2 separate regions of the Mus musculus genome follow, and region 2 is linked to region 1. A link is a contact called in ENCODE Hi-C or POLR2A ChIA-PET data. All regions are on one chromosome and are shown on one strand. Each heading gives the region's core, a stretch centred on a gene start or an enhancer-like site at or near the end of the contact. The rest is flanking DNA. Distances are from core to core; before and after follow the strand shown. Region 1 has its middle 22 kb from the start of Gm46921. Region 2 holds the start of Med13l (mediator complex subunit 13-like).

Evidence for each region. A loop is a pair of places that touch in the nucleus more often than their neighbours do. ChIA-PET counts read pairs that join two places held with the same protein, here RNA polymerase II (POLR2A).
Region 2: a loop to region 1 is called in a map of heart, with 3 times the contacts of the local background. The contact joins the promoter of Med13l here to the enhancer-like site in region 1. A Hi-C loop is called at or near these places in 13 of 37 maps with a recorded cell type or tissue (T-helper 17 cell, gastrocnemius, heart and 2 more). POLR2A ChIA-PET finds 5 or more read pairs at or near these places in 2 of 5 experiments (Patski and embryonic stem cell).

The regions. Positions count from the first base shown.
Region 1 is chr5:118,513,220-118,516,728 of GRCm38, forward strand. No RefSeq gene overlaps it. Among named protein-coding and RNA genes, the nearest start is that of Gm46921, 22 kb to the left of the region's middle. Within about 2 kb of position 1,717, at least 1 of the 3 ENCODE cell types and tissues checked has a DNase peak (open chromatin) inside an H3K27ac peak, as active enhancers do; it is heart, where a contact is called at or near this core.
Region 2 is chr5:118,559,007-118,562,515 of GRCm38, forward strand. It overlaps Med13l (mediator complex subunit 13-like), which reads left to right and starts at 1,713. Exons shown (of 31, transcript NM_172424.4): 1 at 1,713-1,851. The coding sequence starts at 1,780.

The sequences.
Region 1 (3,509 bases), core at 467-2,966:
TGCCAGTAGGGACAGTCCATAACCCCACCCCCACTACCTTTAAGTTCAGGCTACACAGAGTCACTTGTGTCAATATATTGTTGTACAAATTTGGTAGTTTATGACATGTCCTGGCACCGTTGAGACCCAATTATGAGAAGCCAGAGTGGAACTGGGAACCCAAAGTTGGAAAAGCTGTTAGCTTCTGGCAACGGATCTCCTCCAACTTCGCTGTTCCTGGCCTCAAAACACTTAACAACAAAAATCCATTTTTAATGAGAATTCTTTCTCTTTTTTTTTCCTTTTATTTTAAACCAGCGACTTCACACTTTGGGCCAGCAGACTCCAGCCTCCCTTACAAGCAAGAATTGACTCTAAACTGATTATGGGGGGCGCGCGGGGGGGGGGGGCGTGTCCGGTGGGCTGCCCGGTCAGAGTGGCTGAGGCAGTGATTGACTGGGCATTAAGTCATTTGGTTCCCACTGTCCTTCAGTACAAGCCTGGCCAGCCGGGCCAAGTAAAAACTCATGAGAGTCATTTTTATCACACAGGCAACGACTGCCTGGCTGTCTGAGTTTCCGTCTCCCCAACAGATTACGAATCTTACAAACCATCTATTATCCACTCGGCAACTGGCAAACGTGAACTTGGCCAACACCGAGGCAGAACGCTGACAGAACGCTGAGATCCAAGTCAGAAGAAGTGGGAGAAAGAGAGAAAATTTCAGAGACGAGCCAGACAATTTCTCAACCTGTAAAAACATGTTGTATTTACCAGGTCTGGTACGGAAGCCAAACTTGGGGCTCGGTGTTTGTCTTGGGCCCTGGGCCTGGGTTCTGTCTGATGCTCCCAGAACACTACGCCCCTCCTCCCTCTCCTCACATCTGATGATTGGCGTATTGTTTAGAGACGAAGAGGGACGATCTCGCGCTCCGGAGGAAGCTGGCAAGAAAGTTCGATTCTATAAAAAGAAGCGCGCGGTCAGGGTTCGGTTTCCTATTCTGACTCAAGGCAAAGAGACTCAGAAATTCCAACCCAGAGGGTCAGGATGGGCTCCAGAGCCTGTTCCCTCGCCTCCTGCCTCCTCCCTGTTCTCGCAACTGGCCAGCTGGGATTACACAACTCACACTAATTTTATTCCGCACGCGGCTGTTTCTCATTAGGAACCGGGATTTTTTTTTTTTTTTTAAACCTCTCGGTGCCGTGTCACTCGCGCCGGATCCAGGTGAGTAATTCCACTTCAGAACAGGAGCATTCTATTCGCACCGCAGGCGGGACTCTGAGAGACGTGCGTTTGACGCGTCGTCCAGGCAGAGACCTCCATGTTTTTGCTCGCGGTGCCAAGAGCCAATTTTCTCCTCTGAATTCCTAACTCACCAGTCTCATGGGTTCTATTCCTATTCCACTGGGGAGGAGGGAGGCGAGAACACTTGAGTCAACCCGGAGAATGTTTTTTGGATACCCAGTACCTGACAACGGCTTCCGAAGGGGTCTGTCTTCTCTCCCCTCGCTCCCCCTGCCCCCTTTTAAAAGCTGAATTCGCCAGATGTTCTGAGAGTATCTAAAACCTGGCTTTCCTGTCTTCCACATGCATTATGGTGTTGGATCCAAATCACAGCACGTCCTCAGTGGTTCTGGAGAACTAAATGAATACAGAGACGAACCTTTCTCTTAAGTGTCTGAAACCATCAGACCTAGGTGTTCGCATCCCGGTCCTTGGGATGCCTCTGGACCAAACTCACATTTGTAAACAGTAATGTGGCTTCCTAACATTAGCCTCACGCACCCTCCTTGTATATTCTTGGCTGTGTACCAGAGGAGGCAGAGCAGCTGCATCTCCCTAAACTCTCTGGGTAGAGTGAAGTGCAAGGGATGGCTCACTTGTGACTTTACTGAACCTGAAATTCGGCTGGGGGCAGGGCTCAATGTATATAGAGCACTGTAGTGTATAGTGTTATGTGCAGAGTCCTGGCTTTGATCCCTAACACCACTAAAAGAAAAACAAACAAACAAACAAACAAAAAACAAAACAAAACAAAAAAACAAAGGAAGGGCTTCAGCCACATCTGGAGAGAGCTGGGTAGGCAGTTGCCCTCTTGTCTTTGGGACTCCAGGCACCCCTGTGCCTAAGGAAGGTAGAACTCCCCCCATCCCGCCAAAGCTCCCTCTGGCTGGTACCCTGCTTTGCATAGAACAAGCCTGAGCACACCATGCCACCTTGCTAGGCCCTCGCCAGAATCCAAGAATGGCGCATTAACCAGATGGAATGCAACATGCATGTAAAGAAATAAGAGCCGTGCCAGGAAAGTTGGCAGGCTTTCTGGAATGCTTTAAACAGTGTGTGTGTGGGTAGAAAGAGTGAGCCCCGAGTCGGCCAGGCGGTCTCCTTTTCTGAGAGCTGTTTCCTTTACAGCCATAGCCTGTTTAACCAGTCAAAATAAATACGGTGTTAAAGGCCCCCCTTCTACTGGCTCCTGGTACCGAGCGGTTTGTCAAGGCGTTTGAAATATGACCTGGGCTCATTGGGGGGGGGGGGGGGCGTGGACTTTTAACTGAGTGGAAGAGACATGCCCCTTCTATGGGGAGGGGGAGGTTAGTGAAAGGGTCATTGAGGCAATGTTCTGAGCAAAGACACCCAGGAAGAAGGAACCACCACAAGGTCCTCACTGCTGGCTTGGAAATCAGTACTTCTAGGTGGCTTCATGCAAGCTCAGGCTGACTTTTAAGGCTTTCTGTCGCCAACAGCTTCGGGAGGAACAATGAGACAGATTTGCACAGCAGTTGGTTGTTTCTGAAGGCACCTAAGGGGAGAAAGAGAGAGAGGAGAGAGAGAGAGAGATATGATCCAGGCCTTTGCTTTATTATTATTAATGTGCGCCGTCATCATACGTGTTTGCGTGTGTGTGCACTAGTGTGTGTGTGTATGTGGATAACACAGGGTAATACTCTGTAGATATATATGTAAGGCTATGTAGTAACAGGGTTACATAGGATCTCACTATGTAAATCTGGCTGGCCTGGGTCCATCTGCCTCTCTCTGCCTCCTGAGTGCTGGAATCTGGGATCAAAGGCACGCACTAGCATTCAGTTCTGCCATAGTTTTGGAAACTGCCTCTCTCCTCACTGAACCAGGAGCTCTCTGATGGATGACCAGGAAGTCTCAGAGATCATTCTGTCTGGCCTTCTCAGTGCTGGGATTACAGCAATGCCCAGCTTTCTTTCCGTGGATGCTGGGGATTGAACTTGGGTCCTTTTGCTTGTGGGGCAAGTGCTATATCTGCGGAGCCACCTAATCACCCTCTGGGCCTTTGCTTTATCGAGAAAAAGTCAGTTCTAAAAAGCCACAGCCACAGTTCAACCCACGCTGGGCATTTAGCTTCTCAGATCCCCATAAACAGCCCTAACCACTCGCAGCAACTTGCCACGATGGGCAGCCAGGAAGGGGGGACTGGACAGAATCTTAAGCAACTCTGCATTCCAGGGATGGCAGATGGTCTCAGAAGCATTCCGCTAACTCCCATGTGGGATGG
Region 2 (3,509 bases), core at 463-2,962, 46 kb after region 1:
TAACGGAAATGTGTGACCTTGGCTTGAGGTCAGCAGGTCAGCAATTAGGATTTGCTTTGGACAGATTAGAAAATGAGGCATAGTTAAACTTTGCTGGGCAGGGTCACAGCTAGGTGTAGCAGAGCCAGCTCCTGGCATCCTCTCCAGAGCCTCCTGAATTCAGATAGTTCAGGAGTTGAGCCACTCAGTAACTGGGACCTTGGGGATGCTATTGCACCCCGATTCTGAGGACTCTGTGAAATGACCTATGTGTTCGGGCCACCTTCATTCCAGGGTTTAAGGTTTGTGGTAGTCTCAAAACTCCATTCATATGTCAGATTTGTGCCCGCTTTATTTTGCTTCCACCGCTCTTTCCAGCGTTTTACTCTTCCTTTGTTTCTTGGAGACAGTGTGTAGACCAGGCTGGCCTGGAACTCATAGAGATACGCCTGCCTAATTCTACCTCTTTCCAAGTCAACTTTCTCCCTTTCTCTATTTCCACGACGAAAAGTCCTGGAAGGCAGTCTCCGGCATCAGCACTTCTCCCAGTCCCATTACTCTCTGAAGAAGGGATGCTGGTTATTATTGACCGCTTGGAGCTGGAGGAAGGGCCTGCTCCCCTCCACATAGCCCAGTGTGAATGTGGCACCTAAGAGCGCTGGGATCATCTATGTAAGGAATGCCTGCGTGCACGCACAGAGTGGGCGCCAAGGGCTCCAGCAGCCGGGATGCTTTAGGAGCTCAGCGCTCGGGAGGCAGTGAGTCCCGAGCCCTGGCTTCCCGATGCCTGGGTTCGAATCCCGCGACCCCGGGCAAGCACCTCGCTCGCTGCCTTTGTGTCTCTTTGAGTCCTACTCCTCCGCCCGGTGCGCTGCGGCAGGCAGGCCGGCGGGCGGTCGCGCGCGAGGTTTCGAGGAGGAGACACTCCTCGGCTCGCTCGGCCAGGCCGGGCCGGCCCACGCCGCTCCTCGGGGACCCGAGATGCTCCCCCAGGGGGGCTCGGAGGCCGCTCCGGGGAAGCCGCGGCCCTCTTCGGCCCGCGCCCGACGCGCGCCCGCGCCCAGGGCGGGGCGTCCACGCAGCCCCGGCGTCCCACGGCCGCCCGCACCTCTTTCTCTTCCCTCCCTGGCTCCGTCACCCCGCTCCGAGAGGGCCGCGCTCGCTCGGCTCAGCAGCGCCTCCCGCGAGCCACCACCGCCGCCGCCGCCGCCGCCGCCGCGGCCCCTCCCCCGCCCCCCGCGCGGCCGGCGCCCGTCACGTGACGCGCCGCAGCCAATGGCGGGCCGAGCCGCGGTCGGCGGCCGCCATTGCTGTCAGAGCGAGCGAGCCCGGGGAGGGAGGAGAAGCGCGGCCGACTGGGGAGGAGGGGGGGGGTGGGGAGGAAGAGGAAGGAGGGGACGGCGCTCGGCTGCCGGGGTCGCCCGCTGGCTTCGTCCGCACCCCCCCCTTCGCGGGCTCGCGCAGCGGCGGCGGCGGCGGCGGCGGCTCGGGGCGGCTGCGGGGCTCGCGTGCCTCCCGCGCCGGCGCGGCCGAGGGCGAGTCGCCCGCCGGCTTGGAGATAAACAAGGCGGCCGACGAGGCGGCGAGGCGGAGGCGGAGGCGGCGGCCCTGCGCGACAGAGGCGGGCGGCGTTGCCGGCCCGCGCCCCCCGCCGCCGCCGTCGTCGCCGTCGTCGCCACCGCCGCCCTCGGGCCTCCCGCGCGGGCCTCGCGCCCCTGGTGCCCGGGAGCCGCCGCCGCCGCCGCCCGGCCCGGCCCGCTCCGACATGCCCCGCTCTGGCGGCCGGGCTCGCGGAGGACCATGACCGCCGCGGCGAACTGGGTAGCGAACGGGGCGAGCCTGGAGGATTGTCACTCCAACCTCTTCTCGCTGGTGAGTGGCGGGGCGGGGGGGAGCCCGGGTTGGGGGGCGCGACCTCCCCGCCGCGCAACTTTCTCCTCCCGGAGCCCTGGCGGCGTCGGCGAGCGCGGCGCCCGGCGTGGACGTGCGTGGGGAAGTCGGGGCGCTGCGGACGCCGGGGCGCGCTCGGAGCGCCCACCTCCGTGGCAATCACACCCCCTCCCCTCCCCTTCCCCCCTTATTTTCTTTTTTTTTCTTTTTTCTCCTCCTTCCCCGAAATGTGGAAGGCTTTTCTGCCTTGTGCAGCCGCCGGCGCGGGTGAGCTGCAGGCTCGTCCTCTCTCTCTCTCTCTCTCCCGATCGGATCGGCTGCTCTCCCACTCGCCGGCGTCTGCCTTCTGATTTTTTCTTTCTCTCTTCCTCTGTTTCTCCGTTTTTTTCCCTTTTTTTTCCTTTTAATATTTCCACAATGACACCTGCGATTTCGCCCGAAAACAGTTGATGGAAGGCGATGGTGTCAGGGAAAAGGACTCTGGCAGCCGGAGCTCGCTCGCGCCGTTGTAAACACGGACAGCCGCCCGCCTCTCGGGGTTTACTACGCCGGAGAGCGGGAGAGCCATTGCTCGGAGCCCACGGAAGGTGGAGGAAGCTGCTGCTCCTCGCTCTCCTCCGCTGCCTTTAAAAACTGTTTTCTCTGCTTTAACAAGGAACACACACACACACACACACACACACACACGAGCAACAAGCTGGGCGGTTTGATAACATCGCTTTTATCTGCCTTCGCCTCTCCTCTCTCCCGCTCTCGCCTCTGATAATTGACAACTTTTGCTTTGGAAGTGCATCGCCTGCCTTAATCTCGAACCATTTAGGGTGTCAATTGTTCTTCTGGAAGCCTGGCACCGGGCGACGGCGGCTCGATTCGTCGAAATTAAAAATGTATAGAGCTCCAGCAACTCTTTCCTGGCGGTGGCAGTGACATTTGGTGGTAAATGCCATCTTTGCTTTTTATTGGGTCGTATTACCTAGCTCTGAAAACATTCGCGTTGTTAAACCCGGCGCTTACGCTGATAATGGGAGTGCATGGTCTTTAAATACGCGCTTTGTGCCTGAGTTACTGTGTGTGTGTAGCTATGTGCCCGGGAGAGTACGAATTTGTTTAAATATTGAGCAAAGATTTGTAAACAGATGTAAGGCAATTATGTTTCAAGCGTAGAATATAATTGGAAAATTGGTTGAACGGCCTATTTAATTTAGCCTTAAAAACTCAACTTATTTTAGTTGTGTGCCCAATTTTGGTGGGGAGGGTGCTGGGGGGGAGGGTGCTGACTTTTGGAGAGCATGCATTTATTGCAAATTATTTTCTGGAACCCCTGCTGCAGATAGAAGCTTTATTTCCTTTTAGTCCTTGTTTACACTGGATAAATAATTTAGTGTTCAAATTGTAATTAGTTACATTTAATTATGGGTGGCATAGATGCTTTTTCTCCCCTTGGAGACTAGTGGAGAAAGAGGAATTGTTGCCAACTTTGGAAGTGTCATTCTGTTTTCATGCTGATGAAGAAATCAAGCATGATTTTGGCCTACAAAGACACAGGAGTGACACAGTCCCCCTGCTCCCACTCTTGTAAGCAGGCTGATTCCTGATCACCCCGAATTTTATCCTGAGGCTGTTTCGAGGTTCAGTTAGAA